2 separate regions of the Homo sapiens genome follow, and region 1 is linked to region 2. Evidence: read pairs that join two places in POLR2A ChIA-PET (ENCODE). Cell type or tissue: GM12878. All regions are shown on one strand. Each heading gives the region's core, and the rest is flanking DNA. Links, peaks and the distances in the headings are about the cores only. Region 1 overlaps NUMB (NUMB endocytic adaptor protein). Region 2 overlaps NUMB (NUMB endocytic adaptor protein).

What was found. ChIA-PET counts read pairs that join two places held together with the same protein. Peaks named below come from ENCODE experiments on the same cell type or tissue, not always from the same donor. Only the 100,000 strongest peaks of a DNase experiment are listed, where the experiment ranks them.
Region 1: POLR2A ChIA-PET joins it to region 2 with 5 read pairs; 4 of 35 experiments call an interaction of 5 or more read pairs at or near these places.

What each region holds. Positions count from the first base shown.
Region 1 is chr14:73,301,523-73,304,438 of GRCh38, forward strand. All of the region lies in intron 6 of NUMB (NUMB endocytic adaptor protein), which reads right to left. Among named protein-coding and RNA genes, the nearest start is that of PAPLN-AS1, 57 kb to the left of the region's middle. In GM12878, for the core only: no CTCF peak of the experiment used is centred there; no DNase peak of the experiment used is centred there; H3K4me3 peaks cover 492 bases; H3K27ac peaks cover 320 bases.
Region 2 is chr14:73,433,497-73,436,412 of GRCh38, forward strand. The region is part of intron 1 of NUMB (NUMB endocytic adaptor protein); the gene reads right to left. Among named protein-coding and RNA genes, the nearest start is that of NUMB, 24 kb to the right of the region's middle. In GM12878, for the core only: no CTCF peak of the experiment used is centred there; no DNase peak of the experiment used is centred there.

The DNA.
Region 1 (2,916 bases), core at 289-2,788, 130 kb before region 2:
GAACTCCTGGGCTCCAGTAATTCTCCCACTTCAGCCTCCCCAGTAGCTGGGACTACAGGCGTGCACTACCATACCCAGCTAATTTTTAAACAATTTTTTGTAGAGACAGGGTCTTGCCCTGCTGCCTAGGCTGGAGCACAGTGACATAATCATAATTCACTGCAGCCTTGAACTCCTAGGCTCAAGCGATCCTCCTGCTTTGGCTTCCCAAAGTGCTGGGATTACAGGTGTAAATCACCACACACATCCCAATTATATGGTTATAAAAACATGTGTGGCCGGGTGTGGTGGCTCATGTCTGTAATCCCAATACTTTGGGAGGCCAAGGCAGGTGGATCGCTTGAGGCCAGGAGTTCGAAACCAGCCTGGCCAACATGCTGAAACCCCATATCTACTAAAAAATACAAAAAATTAGCCAGGTGTGGGGGCACGTGCCTGTAATTCCAGCTACTCAGGAGGCTGAGGCAGGAGAATTGCTTGAACCTGGGAGGCAGAGGTTGCAGTGAGCTGAGATCACGCCACTGCACTCCTGCCTGGGTGACACAGCGAGACTCCATCTCAAAAATAAAAAAAAATAAAAAAAATTGTGCTTTTTGAGATAGGCCTTAATAATTTTATAGTATTGTACTAATGTATCAGTAAGGAATCATATTTGTCATATTTCATGGCCTCTGATCTCTCTGAAGAGGGGAAGAAAACAGATAATACGAATTCTTGTATTTGTTCATACTTCTGGGTGTGGGTTCTTGTACATCATTATAGTTTGCCACATTATAGTTATTTAAGTCAGGTACTGAAATATTAATGATTAGAGATGCCTATAGCTGAAATTAAGCCCAGCCTTCCTCTCACAAATTCTATAGTTGCAATACTTCCACATTTCTTTTTTTTTTTTTTTTTTTTGAGACGAGTCTTACTCTGTCGCCCAGGCTGGAGTGCAGTGGAGCAATTTAGTCTCACTGCAACCTCTGTCTCCTGGGCTCAAGTGATTCTCATGCCTCAGCTTCCCGAGTAGCTGGGATTATGGGTGCATGGCCCCACACCCAGCTAATTTTTTTGTATTTTTTTTGGTAGAGATGAGGTTTCGCCATGTTGGCCAGGCTGGTCTCGAACTCCTGACCTCAGGTGATCCGCCCACTTTAGCCTCTCAAAGTGCTGGGATTACAGGCATGAGCCACTGCGCCTGGCCAATACTTCCATATTATTTGTAAACTTGAGTCTTTCATTCTGACCATATAAACTAAGATTTCTGAGCACTTTTAAGAAAAGAAGATAAACATGGCTGAGAGAAGACTGTCTGCCCTAAAACTGTCTACTTGAAACCAGTACCCTAGGCCATCAGGCCGCAGTTAACTAATCAAAGGACTGAAAAAAAACTACATTAAATATCAAATGTAGAATTTACATACAGGCCGGGCACAGTGGCTCAAGCCTATAATCCCAGCACTTTGGGAGGAAGCCGAGGAGGGTGGATCACCTGACGTCAGGAGTTCGAGACCAACCTCACGAACATGGCGAAACCCCATCTCTACTAAAAATATAAAAATTAGCCGGGTGTGGTAGCAGGTGCCTGTAATCCCAGCTACTTGGGAGGGTGAGACAGGAGACTCCCTTGAACCCGGGAGGTGGAGGTTGCAGTGAGCTGAGATCGCACCATTGCACTCCAGCCTGGGCAACAGAGTGAGACTCCATCTCAAAAAAGAAAGAAACAAAGAAAAAAAAGAATTTACATACATCTTAGTGGCACAAACACCTCTTTAAAAAGACAACATGCTGGCCAGGCATGGTGGCTCATGCCTGTAATCCCAGCACTTTGGGAGGCCAGGGCCAGTGGATCACCTGAGGTCAGGAGTTTGAGACCATCCTGGCCAACATGGTGAAACCCCGTCTCTACTAAAAACACAAAAATCAGCCGGGCGTGGTGACATGCGCCTGTAGTCCCAGCTGCTCTGGAGGCTGTGGCAGGAGAATTGCTTGGACCCAGGAGGCAGAGGTTGCAGTGAGCCAAGCAAGATCACACTACTGCACTCCAGTCTGGGTGACAGAGCGAGACTCCATCTCAAAAACAAAACAAAACAAAACAAAAAAAAAACATGCTTCAGGAACTAATAAAAATGTGGAAGTGGCAACACAGATGTTCAGACATTCAGAATTATTTTATCATCGCTGCTCTAACACTTTCTACTTTAATAATAATTTCAGTTATAGGTAGAATTCACACTGACAAATGTATCATGAAAAAGTTTCACAATAAAGACAAAAATCCTTTTTTTTTCAAAGAAAACCGATCTAACATGGACAGAACTTTAGTAACTTGGAATTTAAATTGGTGAAATCTGAGCAGAAGGATCAAGCTAACCAAAAGTGAAAAATGAAAGTATAACTTTCTCAAGTAATTACTCTACACTATAAATATCCAGCTTAGTATTTTAAAATTATTATCTTCCTTAAAACCTTTTATTATGGGTAGATATAAACCAATATAGCAACTAAGCAGGTTCTGACACTGAAGAAAATAGCAACATACAGTGGATCTATTACAAATTACTAAATCAGGAAACTTGTACCAGAAGAGAAATGCACAGGTAATCTTAACACGAAAAAAATTGGTGAAGGAACATAAAATGGAAAATGGCACAGAAATAGTAACAAGCTCAGCACACTGTAAGATGACTTTCTCCTAAATATAAAAGCTACGTACAGTAAAAGGCAACTGAAATAACCAATTGCTATCTACCTATCTCCAGGCTTTGTTTCTTTAAGTAGAAACCACTGTTTCTTTCTTTCTTTCTTTCTTTTTTCATTAGAGACAGGGTCTTATTCTGACACCCAGGCTGGAGCACAGTGGTGTGATCACAGCTCACTGCAGCCTCAAACTCCTGGGCTCAAGTCATCTACCCACCTCAGCCTCCTGAG
Region 2 (2,916 bases), core at 284-2,783:
TTTTCACTCAGTTTGTTTCCAGGGAATGTTAATTTTAAACGTTACATTTTCAGAGTCTCACAAAGACCAGTTAAACAGTGCTGAAAACTGTCAGAAAGTAGTTGCTCGTATTCTAAGACTCAATTAAAGTACAGAGAGAAGTGACTTATCTTCTCTAGAAAAGCAATTTAAGGTTACTAAGTTTGTCCACGGTCTGTTAATTCAGATAAAAATCTCCTTTGATAAATCACCCCTGAAATATATGACAGGAGTATAGGTAGTAAAGAGAAAGAAACTGATAGCCTATTTGCAAACTTAGAAATCCCGATTTAGGCCAGGCGCGGTGGCCCATGCCTGCAATCCCAGCACTTTGGGAGGCCGAGGCCGATGGATCACCTGAGGTCAGAAGTTTGAGACCATCCTAGCCAATCAACATGGTGAAACCCCGTCTCTACTAAAAATACAAAATTAGCCAGGTGTGGTGGTGCACGCCTGTAATCCTAGCTACTCCAGAGGCTGAGGCAGGAGAATCGCTTAGAACCTGGGAGGCGGAGGTCACAGTGAGCCAAGATCGTGCCACTGCACTCCAGCCTGGGTGACATAGGGAGACTCTGTCTCAAAAAAAAAGAAATCCCAATTTAAACTTGGGCCACTACTACTGCACAATGATATGCTCAACAACAAAGTAAAACTGACTACATTTAATTTAATCCATTTAGCACTGAAAGTTAAGAGTATGAGCTCTGGAGCCAAACTATCTAGGTTTGAATCCCAGTTCTACCACTTACTCTATGATATTGGGCAAATCACTTACCTTCTCTATCTCAGATTCCCTACCAGTAACATAAAGATTATAATAGTAGCTGCCCTCACAGGAGTTATCATGAGGATTAAATTAGTTAGTGCATGTAAAGCACTTAGAACGCTTCTTGGAATGTAGCATTGGCTGCTGCTAGTACTAATATTATCATTATTATCCGATACTTTACTAGGCTATCAGTTCTCACAAGTGGCCCAAATATAGAATAGTTTCCTAACCAGATCACACTATTTTAACATTCTTGAATCAGTGATTCAATCAGTGAATCAAATTCAGAAAGTACCTCTAGGCTGGGTGCAGTGGCTCACACCTGTAATCCCAGCACTCTGGGAGGATGAGGTGGGAGAACTGCTTGAGGTGAGGAGTTCGAGACCAGCCTAGACAACATAGCGAGACTTCATCTTTATTTTTAAATTTTGTAATAGAAAAAAAAAATGAAAAAACCATAGCTCTCTACAAAACACAGCCTGAAGTCTTTCTTTTGAATCATTCAACTTATCAAAGTTCCCACCAATATTAACCAATAGCAAATATTTACTCCAAAAAATCAACATGAATTATCACTATATGAAAGTTCTGAGAAATCTTCTATTTGGAATAATTATTTCATTTTATTTTTAATTATAAATCCATCTCCCATCTCTGCTCTTACAAATGAGAATAAATCTGGATCCATAAGTAGTAATAAAACACACAATCTTTTACTAAGATATTTACTATCAATCTGCAAATTTGCCTTTGTCAAAGATATTCACCAAAAAAAAGTAAGTGTGCAATATATTTAATCATCTGGAAAACACAAGTTACAACTACTCTAAAATGCCACTTTATACTCACTAGAATGACTAAAATCAAAGGGACTAACAACTCAGGTAGTGGCAAGGATGTGGAGCAACTGAACTTATAAACTGCTGATGAAGTATTAAAACGGTATAACCATTCCATGGTTCTCTTTGGAGAACCATTTGGCAATTACTTTTTTTTTTTTTTTTTTTTGAGACAGAGTCTCACTCTGTCACCCAGGCTGGAGTGCAGTGGCGCGATCTCGACTCACTACAAGCTCCACCTCCCAGGTTCACGCCATTCTCCTGCCTCAGCCTCCTGAGTAGCTGGGACTACAGGCGCCCGCCACCACGCCCAGCTAATTTTTTTGTATTTTGAGTACAGACGGGGTTTAACCGTGTTCGCCAGGATGGTCTCGATCTCCTGACCTCGTGATCTGCCCGCCTCAGCCTCCCAATGTGCTGGGATTACAGGCATGAGCCACTGCACCCAGCCGGCAATTTCTTATAAAGTTAAACACACATGTGCCCTGTGACACAACAATTCTGCTAGGCATTCACCCAAGAGAAATGAAATGTTCACAACAATACTTGCAAAGCAGTGTTTATAGCAGCCTTCTCATTATAATAACCAAAAACTAAAAATGATCTGGGCTCAGTGGCTCACGCCTGTAATCCCAGCACTTTGGGAGGCTGAGGTGGGCAGATCACTTGAGGTCAGGAGTTCGAGACTAGCCTGACCAACATGGTGAAACCCCATCTCTACTAAAAACACAAAAATTAGCAGGGCATGGTAGTGCACGCCTATAATCCAACTACTTGGGAGGCTGATGTGAGAGAATTGCTTGAATTGAAAAGGTGGAGGTTGCAGTGAGCCAAGATCGCACCACTGCACTCTAGCCTGAGCAATAGAGCAAGACTCTGTTTCAAAAAAAAAAAAAAGAAAATGACACAAATATCAATAGAAGAATGGAAAAACAAAGTGTAGTATATTCATAAAATGACATATTGTGTCACTTAGAAATTATCTGTTGTCTACAATAATGATGTAGAATTTACTATACAATGAGGATGCCTATTTTTAGCCTTATTTTTAGTTTCTTCAAATTCTGTCTCATTTTAAAGTACATTTTAAACAGTCTCTAGTTGAAGATCATTTTGATTCTGAAAATAACCTTACTTTTTGTTTAGTAACTCACTTGGGTTTTCTTATCACAATAGAAACTTTTGAAGGATTTTTGTTTTGTTTTGTTTTTGTTGACGGAGTCCCACTCTGTCGCCCAGGATGGACCACAGTAGCGTGATCTCGGCTCACTGCAACCTCTGCCCCCTGGG